Regions from separate parts of the Homo sapiens genome. Here region 2 is linked to region 1. A link is a contact called in ENCODE Hi-C or POLR2A ChIA-PET data. All regions are on one chromosome and are shown on one strand. The core of a region is the stretch at or near the end of the contact, and the rest is flanking DNA. Distances in the headings are between cores, read along the strand shown.

Region 1 (7,285 bases), core at 1,401-3,900:
AAACACTTTAATAACATTTACAAATTTTACATTGAGTCAGTGATTATTTCACTTTGTGAAGAGATTCATTCAAATGTCAATGATCTTATTCTTTGGTTCTAAATGAACCAAAACACAGCTTCACTGGAATGAGAGACATCATAGAATAATTCGTTCTTCTATCTTCTCCAAAGCAAGAGCCTTTCAGAAATGTTACTTCCTCATTCTTAACAATATTCAAGACTTGTCTGAGATCTGTCTCCCAAATCAATGTTCTGCCACAAGAAAGTCAAAGCAAAAAATATTTAAATGGAAGAAGGGAGAGGGAGAAGTAGTGTATTAAAATGGAATGAAAGTAAATATACTAATAGAAAATTTACCTTAGGAAGAATATTTAAAAATCTAGGTGTTATAATTGAAAGAAATGTATGAAATGTAAATAGTTAAGGATTACAAAAATAAAGGCCATGTAACAAATTTTCTTTGACAGATTAGCGGTGTTCACTGTTTGACAGTATTCCAAAACAGTAGTTTAATGGTTAAGTAAAAAAGGCATTGAATACTATTTTGATCATTTGTTTATCTTCCAAAAACTAGCTTGTGAAATACCCCAGGTTTCTACTACAAGATGTTAGTGCATATACTAGACATGTAATGTCTATTTGAGGAATAAATGAATTTCAGATTTTCAGGAAGTATTATTTCCCCCATTTTTGTAGAAGCAAACCAACTCTTCAAGTACTCACTTTTAAAATTAATAATTACATGCAAGTATAATTAGTCAAAATAATACGCGATTAGAGCAAAGTCATGGTAGAAATGACCATGACTAAACTTTTAGCTTTTCTAGGCTTGTAACTGCATTACTATTTAATAAGCAAAATAATTTTCAACTTAACCCATGTCTATCACTAAGCAAATCAAAACAAAAAGTGATCCATTGCTCCTTCCATAGTTTGGTAATGGTTCAAAATGGTAATACGGTTCAACTCACTATTTTATATCCAAAAAAATCTAAGCTCCTCCCAAGGTGACTCTGAGTCTAAAAATTTGAACATGTAATCATCACTTTGTGTGGTATAATAATGATCTCATTTACATATAAAATAGATTTAACATTCTGAAATAATTTTACATTTAATTTGTGTAAACTCTGTAGGTAGTCTTCTTGAACTGTAAGTTCCGTGAGGGCAGGGATCTCTAGTGCAGCCCTTTACACTGAAAGTCCAGTTAGTAATATTTCTGCTGTTTCTGGTAAGTCAATATAAACAATGTTTTTAAATTATTTACTTACCAGCTAAAAGACGCATAAAATAGTTGAATTTCTATTTTAAAGTGTGATTTCTTTTTCAGTTAAAAAATGTACACTAAAGTTCAGTAAAGCTGGCAGATTCAGCAGCATGCTGAAGGACAGTTACTAACTGGCAGAAAAGTTACAGCAGCCCTTTTAAGAAGGATTTAAAATACTGATCATTAATACGTAAAAATGCAAAAGTTTAGAAACAAAGAATGACACTGGAGATAGTACAATAAATATTCATGCAATTAAGCTGTTTTCCAAGGAGCGGTCCCCACAAAATATGGGGGAAAAAAAAAACCTTCAGAGAATGCAATATCTGAACTGATAAGGAGCTCAGCATGTTCCAAGGCACTCAGACTTAACATTATCTCACCTGTCTGTCACAGCAACTCTGTGGCGTAATTTTATGAATGGGAAAAACTCAGGATCAAGAGGTTAAGCGACTGGCCCAAGGTCACTCAAGGAATCAATGGTGCAGCTATACCTAGAAGGGTGCACTTCACCTGATCCTTCCCACTACATAAGCCAGCTCCCCGACTGAAGCATTAGGACAGCGGAAAAGCAGGGATCAGACTCTGTGAGTGTCCCGCACTACTCCTATCCTGCCAAGGAGGCGCGGGCTTGCCTTTGAAAGCCTTCCCTAGCAACTCAGCCAGAGAGGAGGAAGTTGTGCCCGAGGCAGGCCACTGATCAGCCCAGCAAAGTGACAAGGATGACAGGCGCAGCCCCCAAAGGACCAGCCGGCATTCCCAGGAGCCCTTCCAAACCCTGCGACGGCGAGACTGGTCTCAGAAACATCTGAAAAACCTCCCAGTAAGTTTCGCCCCCTCCTGGACGTGAGGAACCAGCTGGGAATGAGCCAGAGGTCGGCCAGCCACCCGAGCCAGCCATGTGTCCAACCCGTCACGCCCGCCCCGCCTCAGCCGGCTCCTCATGCCTAGACCGCAGCCAGAGGCCCAGCTCAGGATCCGAAGCAAAGGCAGCCTTGGCTGCAGCCACCACCACCACACCACACCGAGGCGCCCCGGCGTGGAAGTCGCCGTCAGATGTCCGCCCCACCCTCCTGCTGGGACCCTCAACGACGTCGTCCGCGCCTCCGGCCAGGCCCCGGGGGCTCGGCCTGCCACTTCTGCCCACCCGCCTGCCCGCCGCCACCGCTAGCCGGGCGTCCTTACTTCATTGAGCTGGCGCTCCGCGGCCTCACGCAGGGCTGGGTCCATAGTGCCCCGCAGGGCCTCGATAATGGTGTTGGGGTCCATCGCAGCGCGGACTCGGTCAAACCCGGGGCTCGGGTGCTACTGGGCCAGGAATAGCGCCACTCACTGCGCACATGGACCCGCCGCGCTCCGCAGCGGCAACCGGCGCGAAAGGAAAGAGAAGCGCCAAGGCCCCGGATAGAACCTCTTCGCCTCGGCGTGGAGGCGGGAGATGCTCCGGCGACTTCCTGTGGGCGCGCCTGCGGAGCACTTTGGGAGATGTAGTCCACAAACACAGTCCGCAGCCCACGTGGCTGCCTGAGCTGTCGTTCCTACAGACAAGTCTTTCTGTTCAAAAACGAAAAATGTTCAAGTTCCACAAAAAGAAAAGCAAAACAATCAGTTACAAAAGGTTTCACATACTATATCCACAATGTTCATAAAGGGAGTCAGATACAGTGTGTGGTGCAATCGATTGCTAATGGCTGCGTGATTGAAGGAAACTTTCTGAAAAGCAATTTGAGATGTGTTTCTGATAGCCACTAAAATATTTAAACTGCCGGGCGCGGTGGTTCACGCCTGTAATCCCAGCACTTTGGGAGGCCAAGGCGGGCGGATCACGAGATCAGGAGATCGAGAGCATCCTGGCTAACACGGCGAAACCCCGTTTCTACTAAAAATACAAAAAATTAGCCGGGCGTGGTGGCACGCGCCTGTAGTCTCAGCTACTAGGGAGGCTGAGGCAGGAGAATCGCTTGAACCCGGGAAGCGGAGGTTGCAGTGAGCCGAGATCGTGCCATTGCACTCCAGCTTGGGCAACAAGAGCGAAACTCCGTCTCAAAAAAACAAAACGAAACGAAATGTTTAAACTCTGACCCAGTAATTCCACTTATGAGACTTTATCCTAAGGCAATAACACGGAAGATTAAATGAACTTTATGTGTGAAAGGTTTTTATCACATTACGTATTAGTAATTACCAAATACTGAAATCATGGCTTTTTATTGAGTATCCAAATTTTAGTTGGGACTTCATATAAATCACCTCTTAATGCAGAGTAAAAGCATAATCCCTATTAAAATACACCTTCCTGCCAGGCGCGGTGGCTCACACCTGTAATCCCAGCACTTTGGGAGGCCAAGGTGGGCGGATCACAAGGTCAGGAGATTGAGACCATCCTAGCTAACACGGTGAAGCCCCGTCTCTACTAAAAATACAAAAAATTAGCCGGGTGTGGTGGTGGGCGCCTGTAGTCCCAGCTACACTGAGGCAGGAGAATGGCGTGAATCCAGGAGGTGGAGCTTGCAGTGAGCCGAGATCATGCCACTGCACTCCAGCCTGGGTGACAGAGCGAGACTCTATCTCAAAAATAAATAAATAAATAAATAAAAATAAAAGACACCTTCCTAGCCAGGCGTAATCCTCCTGTTGAGGCAGGAGGATTGCTTGAGACCAGAAGTTCAAGGTGACAGCCTGTTAAGATCGTGCCTATGAGTAGCCACTACGCTACAGCCTGGGCTACATAGCGAGACCCCATCTCTAAAAAAAGAGGGAGGTGGGGGAGAAAGAAAGAAAGAAAAAGTCCTCTTTTATAACAGCCAAGAAAAAGTTTGTTTTAGAAAGGTTAAATAACTTACCCAAGGTCACGTAGTAAGAGGTTCAACTAAGATTTCAAACCTAAGATCTTTGTTTTCAAACTTTCCATTGTTTCCACTAAATCACTCTGCCTCTGAAGAGAAATGTTGAACAATATAGGACTGGTTAAGCAAATAGCAAGAATCCAGTAAATTAAATATTTCACAGCCATTAAAAAATATAACAAAAAAGTATTTATGGAAGGATATAGCTTTGTAACATGGACAAAGACTGAAAAGCAAGGTTAGCAAATGAAAATAATTTATTTTCTATTAACAGGATGGTGAGATTTGGAGTAATTTCCTTTCATATCTGTTATTATTGTAACAAAGTTATATAAACAGATATACTTAAAATTAATTATAAGCCTTCAAATACAATGTGTTAAATGATCACTTATTGTTTTTAATTTACAAAAAAAAGAGAAGGAAAGGCTCACGAAAGCCTTTCCCTGAAGCGGTGGGTTTTGCAATGTTACTACCTTGTATATGCCAGCCACTGTGCCTGGAAGTACTGGAAGTAAGACAGAATTATTCCTAATTTAGGCCGGGCATGGTGGCTCACAACCGTAACCACAGCAATTTGAGAGGCTGAGGTGGGCGGGATCACCTGAGGTCAAGAGTTCGAGACCAGCCTGGCCAACATGGCAAAACCCCATCTCTACTAAAAATACAAAAATTGCCTGGCCCGGTGGCTCACGCCTGTAATCCCAGCACTTTGGGAGGCCAAGGCGGGCGGATTACGAGGTCAGGAGATCGAGATCATCCTGGCTAACACAGTGAAACCCTCTCTCTACTAAAAATACAAAAAAGACCGGGCGCGGTGGCTCACGCCTGTAATCCCAGCACTTTGGGAGGCCGAGGCGGGCGGATCACAAGGTCAGGAGATCGAAACCATCCTGACTAACATGGTGAAACCTTGTCTCTACTGAAAATACAAAAAATTAGCCGAGCGCGGTAGCGGGCGCCTGTAGTCCCAGCTGCTCGGGAGGCTGAGGCAGGAGAATGGCGCGAACCCGAGAGGCGGAGCTTGCAGTGAGCCAAGATCGCGCCACTGCACTCCAGCCTGGCGGACAGAGCCAGACTCCGTCTCAAAAAAAATAAAAAATAAAAAATAAAATAAATAAATAAATAAAAATAAAAATACAAAAAAATTAGCCGGGCGTGGTGGCCGGTGCCTGTAGTCCCAGCTACTCGGGAGGCTGAGGCAGGAGAATGGCGTAACCCGGGGAGTGGAGCTTGCAGTGAGTCGAGATCGGGCCACTGCATTCCAGCCTGGGCGACTGAGCAAGACTCTGTCTCAAAAAAAAAAAAAAAATTAGCCAGGCATGGTGGTGCTCACCTGTAATCCCAGATACTCAGGAGGCTGAGGCAGGAGAATCACCTGGACCAGGGAGGCAGAGGTTGCAGTGAGCTGAGATCGCACCAGTGCACTCCAGCCTGGGCAACAGAGCAAGACTCCGTCTCAAAAAAAAAAAATTTACAAATGAAGAACCCGAGGCTCAGGCTACTTAAATTGTGAGGAGTCAGAAAGTTTTCATAATAATAACCTGTAAAAAGTGTAATAGTGTTACAAATACAATCTGTTTAAGAATTTTCCTCTCCCTGAATTGTTTGAACCCGGAAGGCGGAGGTTGCAGTGAGCTGAGATCGTGCCATTGCACTCCAGCCTGGGCAACAAGAGTGAAACGCCGTCTCAGAAATAAAAAGAATTTTCCTCTCCCTGCTCCACTGCTCAAAGTGAAGGCCTTGAAAACAGGCTTATGTTCTATTGACCTTTGTATCCTCACCTCCTACCACAGAGTTAGAATGTAAAGGAGGAGTTTAAAAAATTCTTTAAGTGAATAAATGAAGAAAGGAATTAATAAACTAGTAATGACTTATAGGTGGCTGAGCCAGAATTGAAGCTTCATTCTTCATGATTCAAAAGCTAGTCCTCTTTCTGATATTATATGCCTATTTTAGATTCCAGAATTGACTTGTTTATCACGGAATTGTGAAGATTTTAGCAGAGCACAATGTATATGAAAGAACCTGGCACATAGAAGGTAGTCCAAAAATGTTAGTTTCCTCTCCCTAAAACTGAAAGGGAAAAGAAGTGGTAGTGAAAAATATGGTTTTAAGCTGTAGTGCTGGGAACAGGGAGCCAACGAGGCTTGCAGATCTACAGCTGGCATGGGGCCTGTGTCTCATCCTTCATAGAGAACAGAGCACACTGGGTACAAGATCCTGTCTGGGGAGCCAGCATTCCTGTATCCAAAAAAGGAGCTTGGCCCCAGGGAGCATTCAGGAGCTAGTTGGTAGAGTGATTAGCACACTCAACCTATTTGTAGATTTTAGTTTTATTTTGTCAAGCTAGTGACACAGAGAATGTGACTTACGTGACTGGAAATTTCAGTGTGAACTCCTCTAGGGCAGAGACCACATCCATCTTTTTTGTGGTAGACACAGAAATGAATGAGTGCTCAATAAATAAGTATGAGAAGACTAATGAAAAAAGTGGTTTGTTAAGCCACTGTAAACACAATTACATAACCTTATGGTGTCCCACAATCCCAATCCCCAGCACAGCAGCCAACACAGGTATCTAAGCCTCCTTAGGCAAGGTGAAGGCTGAGAATTCAGAAAAGCATAAACCATAGTCTCAGAGTTGATTTTGAGGTAGGATGAAATTAGACAAAAATTAAGAAGAGATGCGGCCGGGCACAGTGGCTCCTCATGCCTGTAATCTCAGCACTTTGGGAGGCCGAGGCTGGCAGATCACGAGGTTGGAGAGTTAGAGACCACCCTTGCCAACATGGTGAAACCCCATCTCTACTAAAAATACAAAACTCAGCTAGACATGGTGGCGTGCACCTGTAGTCCCAGCTACTCAAGAGGATGAAGCAGAAGAATTGCTTGAACCCAGGAGGTGGAGGTTGGTTGCAGTGAGCCGAGATCACACCACTGCACTCCATCCTGGCGACAGAGTGAGATCCGTCTCAAAAAAAAAAAAAAAAAAAAAAAAGAAGAAGAAGAAGAAGAAGAGCTGGGCCTGACTCAGTGGCTCACACCTTTAATCCCAGCACTTTGGGAGGCCAAGGCAGGTGGATCACCTGAGGTCAGGAGTTCAAGACCAGCCTGGCCAACATGGTGAAACTCCATTTCTAGTAAAAATAAAAAAATTACCACAGTGT
Region 2 (7,285 bases), core at 2,544-5,043, 150 kb after region 1:
AGTGGAATCATGCAACATGTGGCCTTTTGTGTTTGGCTTTTGTGTCTGGCTCCTTTCAGGTAGCGTGATTTTTTTTCTTTTTTTTTTTTTTGAGACAGAGTCTTGCTCTGTCGCCCAGGCTGGAGTGCAGTGGCGCGATCTCAGCTCACTGCAACCTCCATCTCCTGGGTTCAAACAATTCTCCTATCTTAGCCTCCTGAGTAGCTGGGATTACAGGTGCCCGCCATCGTGCCCAGCTAATTTTTGTATTTTTAGTAGAGACAGGGTTTTACCACATTGGCCAGCTGGTCCCGAACTTCTGACCTCCAGTGATCTGCCCATCTTGGCCTCCCAAAGTGCTGGGATTACAGGCGTGAGCCACCCCGCCCAGCCTAGCAGGATGTTTTTAAGGTTCATCCATGTTGTAGCATGTGTCAGCACCTTATTCCTTGTTATGGCTGAATAATATTGTATTATTGGGATATTTATATGGTATGAATAATACGTACCATATTTTGTTCCTTCATCTGTTGATGGACACTGGGGTTGTTTCCACTTTTTGCCTGTTGTGAATAGTGCTGCTATGAACATTCATGTACAAGTTTCTGTCTGAACACCTGTTTATGTATATATCCAAGAATGGAATTGATGGGTCATATAGTAACTCTGAACTTTATAGTAACTTTAAGAAACTGCCAAAATGTCTTCACAGCAGTGCATCATTTTACATTCTCACTAGCAATGTTTCAGGTTTGCGGATGCCAGCTGGGTCAGGGAGACCCTAACCCAGCGGCGCTAGAGGAGTAAAAGACACACACACAGAAATATAGAGGTATGGAGTGGGAAATCGGGAGTCTCACAGCTTTCAGAGCTGAGAGCCTTGAACAGAGATTTACCCGCGCCTTTATTAACAGCAAGCCAGTGATAAGCATTGTTTCTGTAGGTTATAGATTAACTAGCAGTATTCCTTATGGGAAATAAAGGGATGGGCCGAAATAAAGGGATGGGTTCGGCTAGTTATCTACAGCAGGAGCACGTCCTTAAGGCACAGATCGCTCATGCTATTGTTTGTGGTTTAAGAATGCCTTTAAGCGGTTTTCTGCCCTGGGTGGGCCAGGTGTTCCTTGCCCTCATTCTGGTAAACCCGTAACCTTTAGCGTGGGCGTCAGGGCCATCGCGAACATGTCACAGTGCTGCAGAGATTTTGTTTATGGCCAGTTTTGGGGCCAGTTTATGGCCAGATTTTGGGGGGCCTGTTCCCAACAAGGTTTCCACTTTCTCCATATCCTCATTAATACTTGTTTTTCATTTTTTGCTGTCGTCGTGTTTTAATCTGTATTTCGTTGACTACTACTCAAGTAGATTGAAAAAAAATTACTCATTCTTTATATTGGTATTGTGAATTGTCTGTATACTGGTTATAATTTCTCTTTTTGCTCATTTTTTTGGGGGGGGGATCGGTGGGAAAGATTGAGGTTTGGGCACTTTTGAATCTCTCTTTCTTAGGAAAGCTGGTGAGTTTGCTACAGAATTGGGGTGAGTAAAGGAATGTGGTTTGGAGGGTATATTAGTTGCCTTTTTTTTTTTTTTTGAGACGGAGTTTTGCTCTGTTGCCCAGGCTGGGGGTGCAGTGGCACGATCATGGCTCAGTGCAGCCTCCGCCTCCTGGATTCAAGCCATTCTCCTGCCTCAGCCTCCCGAGTAGCTGGGACTACAGGCATGTGCTACCATGCCCGGCTAATTTTTGTATTTTTAGTAGAGACGGGGTTTCACCATGTTGGCCAGGCTGGTCTCGAACTCCTGACCTCAAGTGATCCACCCACCTCGGCCTCCCAAAGTGCTGGGATTACAGGCCTGAGCCACTGCACCCAGCCTATATTAGTTTACTGTGGCTGTGGCAACAAATTACCACAAACTGGGTGGCTTAAAACAACAATAATTTATTTTCTCACAGTTTTGGAGGACAGAAATCCAAAATCAGGGTGTCAGCAGGGCACACCCCCTCAGAGGCTCTTGGGGAGAATAATTCCTTGAGCTTCTGGTGACTGTTGGCATTATGCTTTGGTTTCTGACTACACCACCCTAATCGCTGCTTCTGTCTTCTCATTGCCTTCACCTTCATGTGTATCTTTTCCTCTGTGTCTATTATTTTAGGGATACCTATCATGGTATTTTGGGTACACTCAACTACTCCAGGATGATCTCATCTCAATATTTTTGACTACATCTGTAAGATCCTTTTTCCAAGTAAGATAACATTCATAGCTTCTGGAGATTAGGATGTGGACATACCTTTTTTGGGGCCACCATTCAACCCACTCCAGAGGGTCTAAAGGGTGGGTCTTGAATTTCTTTTTTTTTTTTTTTTTTTGAGACAGAGTCTCGCTCTGTCGCCCAGGCTAGAGTGCAATGGCGCGATCTCAGCTCACTCCAACCTCTGCCTCCTGGGTTCAAACAATTCTCCTGCCTCAGCCTCCTGAGTAGCTGGGATTACAGGCACCCACCACCATGTCCAGTTAATTTTTGTATTTTTAGTAGAGGCGAGGTTTCACGATGCTGGCCAGGCTGGTCTCGAACTCCTGACCTCGTGATCCGCCTGCCTCGGCTTCCCAAAGTGTTGGGATTATAGGCGTGAGCCCCTGCGACTGGCTGTCTTGAATTTCTTAGGATGTGAGCAAGAAGTAGTCTACTTCAGTCACTATTTGCCTTCCCACTCACCACAGGTAACCAGTATTTTGACTTCTAACAGCATAGTTTTTCATGTCTTTGTACTTTATATAAATGTAATTATATATGGTGAACTCTTGTGTTTGGATTCTTTTGTACAATATATTTGAGAGGTTCATTCATATTGTGTATAGTTTTAGGTTGGTCGTTCTCACTGCTGTAGAGTTTGCCATTGTGTGACTTTACCACACCTTATCTGTTAATTCTGCAGTTGATAGGCTCATGGGTAGTTTGTAGTTTTTGAGTATTACAATAGTGACATGTTATGAACATTCCTGTATGTGCCTTTTCGTGAACATGGCTTTTGGTCTGTTGGGTATATGCTCAGGAGTGGAATTGCTGGGTCATAGGTATACGCATGTTCAGCTTTAGTAGGTGCTGCCAGACAGTTTTCCATAGTGATTGTACCAGTTTACATTCCCACTTGCAGTGCACGACAGTGTAGGTTACTCCCTATCCTTACCAACTCTTGGCATTTTCTTTTCATTTTAGCTATTCTGGTGGTTATATAATAGTATTGTATTATTTAAATTTGAATTTTCTGGATGACTAATGAAGTTGAGCACCTCTCAAAAGTTTATTAGGCATTTATATGTCTTTTTTGAAGTATCTATTCAGGGCTTTTGCTGTTTTTCTTTGAGTGATCTTTTTTTCTTTATTGATTTAATGCAGTTCTTTATATGTTCTAGATATGTCTTTTTTGTTCATTTCATATATATATAGTGCAAATATATTCTTGTAATCTGTGCGTTTTCATTCTTTTAATGGCGACTTTCAAGGAACAAAAGTTTTAAATTGTAATGTACAATTTATACGTTTTTCTCTCTTAATGTTTAGTGCATTTTATATCTTTGTTATTGCAGGATCATGAAGATGTTCTGTGTTTTCTTCTAAAGGCTTTATTTTTTTACCTTTCATATTTAGATCTACAGTCCTAGGGCTAATTAATTTTCTTAAACAGTCTGCTGTTAACACTACTCTGTACTGCCTGAAAAAAAGCTTCCCCATTTTTTTTTCTTGGCCGTTTTTCAGCATTCTGCAAGTGAAAGAGAAACATTACCATTGCTGTCACAGCTGGGCCTGAAGTACAAAAAGGCTTTGATATGACCAATACAGTGCTTTTAATGCAGATTTGATAAAACAAATGCTAGTCTTTGTGCTTTGATATAGTACCAGTTGGTAAAATTTTAGTGGTTAGGAAAGTCTGTTAAAAAAAAAGAGAGAGAATTTATTACTATAAAAGTTCTTAAAAGTAAAGGAAACTTTCTCTTATGTTACTGAGGGTAAACTAACAGGAAGCTCCCAGAGTCTTTTTTTTTTTTTTTTTGAGACGGAGTTTCGCTCTTGTTGCCCAGGCTGGAATGCAATGGCGCGATCTCGGCTCACTGCAACCTCTGCCTCCTGGGTTCAAGTGATTCTCTTGCCTCAGTCTCCTGAGTAGCTAGGATTACAGGCATGCGCCACCACTCCCTGCAACTTTTGTATTTTTAGTAGAGATGGAGTTTCTCTATGTTGGTCAGGCTGGTCTCCAACTCCCGACCTCAGGTGATCTGCCTGCCTCTGCCTCCCAAAGTGCTGGGATTACAGGCGTGAGCCACCGCGCCCAGCCTGGCTCCCAGAGTCTTAAATCTGCTTATGTGCTATGGGGAAGAAGAGGCTGCTGGGTGGTCCCTTATAAGTTGTGGTTTGAAATCTGAATTTGCGGACTTGTCAGTGTTCTTAGTATAGCCACGTTTGCTGCTGTGGGCTCTGCCGTGGTATACATTCTGTGAAACAGATATGTGTTGCCACTTTAGTGCAGTAGAGGTTTGCATGTTAGGAAACATTTGGTAACTTCTAGCACATTTATGTGTCCTGTTTTCATGGCTAAAGATTTTGAGATAACTCTTGCATGTATGACAGACCTTTTGGAAAGAAAGGAGCTAATATTTGTTGAGTACCTCTTATGCTCAATACAAATGTGTCCCATATGCTTTACATATGTTAACTCATTCATTCCTCTCAATAGGCTGATGAGGTAGGTAGTTTTTTGGGTTTTTTTTGTTTGTTTGTTTTGTTTTTGACAGAGGGTCTTGCTCTGTCACCCAGGCTAGAGTGCACGCTAACTGCTCACTGCAGTCTAGACCTCCAGGCTTAAGTGATCTTCCCATCTCAGCCTCCCTAGCAGCTGGGACTACAAATGTGTGCCACCATGCCTAATTTTTCTATTTCTTTGTAGAGACCGGTCTCCCTATGTTGTCTGGGCTAGTCTTGAACTCCTAGGCTCAGGTGATCTACCCGCCTTGGCCTCCCAAAATTCTGGGATTACAGATGTGAGCCACTGTGCCTGGCTTAGGTATTGTTCTCCTCATGTTATAGATGAAGAAATTGAGATTTATGGAAAAGATGCCCTTAGTGTTTCTACAGTAAGGGCAGAAAGATGTGATACCTTTCCTCACCCATCTTAAGGTTCAATGGCTGACACTTCTGCAACAAAAGACAAATTAACAAGAAGAAAGCATAAGAGGCTGGGTGTGGCTCACACTTGTAATCCCAGCTCTTTGGGAGGCTGTGCTGGGAGGATTGCTTAAGCCCAGGAGTTTGAGACCAGCCTGGGAAAAACGGTGAGAACCTGTCTGCAAAAAATTTTTAAAAATTAGCCTGGCGTGGTGGAGCATACCTATAGTCCCAGCTACTTGGGAGGCTAAGGTGGGTGGATCGCTTGAGCTCAGAAGGTTGAGATTGTAGTGAGCTCTGTTTGCACCACTGCACTTTGGCCTGGGTGAAAAAGTGAGACTTGTCTCAAAAAAAAAAAAAAAAAAAAAAAAAAAAAGCATTAGTTTTACATGAAATGGGGCCGGGCGCGGTGGCTCATGCCTGTAATCCCAGCACTTTGGGAGGCTGACACGGGTGGATCACGAGGTCAGGAGATCGAGACCATCCTGGCTAACACGGTGAAACCCCGTCTCTACTAAAAATACAAAAAAATTAGCTGGACGTGGTGGCAGGCGCCTGTAGTCCCACCCAGCTACTCGGGAGGCTGAGGCAGGAGAATGGCGTGAACCCGGGAGGTGGAGCTTGCAAGGAGCTGAGATCACACCACTGCACTCTAGCCTGGGTGACAGAGCAAGACTGTCTCAAAAAAAAAAAAAAAAAAAAAAAAAGAAATGGGAGCTTTCAGAAATGAAGACCCAAAGACCTAGGGAAAACTGTTTTTATGCTTAGGCTCAATGAAGAATGAAGAAAGGGAGAGGCCTGTAGAAATGTTAGTAGACAAAGGGTGTTATCTAATGGTAATAGACTGGGTGGGGCAGGGGGACCCAGCAAGGCCTGTCTGTTCAGATTCTTCTTGGACTCTGTGCAGCATTCCTTCTTCCTGGGTATAGGGCAGGACCCCGCTGGAGCTGAGGGTCTTCAAGGAAAAGGGGAGAGAGTGACATTTTTAGGTATTATGGCTTACTTTGGGGGAGAGGTATATGTTTGAGTAGGAGGTAATACTTTTTAGGTATTATGGCTTGCTTTTCTATTATCTGTGACCCGCCTTGGGGAAAGGGGGATTCTGGTTTCTATGACTTGCTTTGGGGGAGTAAGAGGAGTGAGACAGGAGGGCAAGGAGAGACTTTGCTTCTGAGGCTATTTCTGAGGTCTTCCGGTCTCCTTTAGTTCATAATACTCAGCATGTCAAGGTGTCTTACTTAGGGGTATCATTTTTTGAGCCTCAATACCATGCATTACACCTCTGACACCAAATGTGTGGTTTTTTCCCCACATTTGTAACTTGGCCAAGGTCTCTGTGATAAATGCATATTTGGGCCAGGCGCAGTGGCTCATGCCTGTAATCTAACACTATGCTAACCAATTCTGTAACTCTCTGGTTACCAGCTGGGTGTCCTGCAATTCAATTCAATTGTTATTATTATTTTTTTCCAATTCAGTTCAATTCTGACACTAACTGCCTAGGCTTAGTGCACACTCCACAGGTTAAGTGCTTAGTCTCACAAGACTGTCCCCACTTCAGATGCCAGTAAAGTCCCAGATTGCCGCCCGTCTGTACTTTGACCAACCTGCTATAAGTCAGGGGTTCCCATGACCCCTTCCTAAGTTTGCATAATTTGCCAGAATGGCTCATAGAACTCTGGAAAGTACTTTACTTACTATTACCCATTTATTATAAAGGATATAACTCAGGAACAGCCAAGTGGAAGAGATGGATGGGGCAAGTTTGCGGCAAGATGTGTGTGTGGAGCCTTCGTGCTCACGCTGAGTGCACCATTCTGCAATACTTAAGTGTGTTCATCAACCCAGAAGGTCCCTGAACCCTGTTGTTTATGTTTTTTTTTTTTTTGAGACGGTGTCTCACTCTGCTGCCCAGGCTGGAGTGCAGTGGTGCGATCTCGGCTCACTGCAACCTCTGCCTCCCGGGTTCAAGTGATTCTTCTGCCGCATGCCACCACACCCGGCTAATTTTTGTATTTTTAATAGAAATGGGGTTTCACTATGTTGTTCAGGCTGGTCTCGAACTCCTGACCTCAGGTGATCTACCTGCGTTGGCCTCCCAAAGTGCCAGGATTGCAAGCATGAGCCACCGCACCTGGCCTTA

What was found. Hi-C counts contacts between places; a loop is a spot of excess contacts on that map. ChIA-PET counts read pairs that join two places held with the same protein, here RNA polymerase II (POLR2A). Pooled maps may share reads with other maps.
Region 2: a loop to region 1 is called in a pooled map, with 4 times the contacts of the local background. The contact joins the enhancer-like site here to the promoter of IPO7 in region 1. A Hi-C loop is called at or near these places in 6 of 50 pooled maps. POLR2A ChIA-PET finds 5 or more read pairs at or near these places in 6 of 52 experiments (B cell, H1, T-cell and 3 more).

The regions. Positions count from the first base shown.
Region 1 is chr11:9,380,017-9,387,301 of GRCh38, reverse strand. IPO7 (importin 7) reads right to left here and starts at 2,650. Exons shown (of 25, transcript NM_006391.3): 1 at 2,455-2,650. The coding sequence starts at 2,538. RefSeq lists an enhancer at 2,133-2,648.
Region 2 is chr11:9,228,464-9,235,748 of GRCh38, reverse strand. All of the region lies in intron 1 of DENND5A (DENN domain containing 5A), which reads left to right. Among named protein-coding and RNA genes, the nearest start is that of DENND5A, 33 kb to the left of the region's middle. RefSeq lists enhancers at 4,714-5,314, 5,917-6,517. Within about 2 kb of position 3,793, at least 3 of the 41 ENCODE cell types and tissues checked have a DNase peak (open chromatin) inside an H3K27ac peak, as active enhancers do; they include B cell, where a contact is called at or near this core.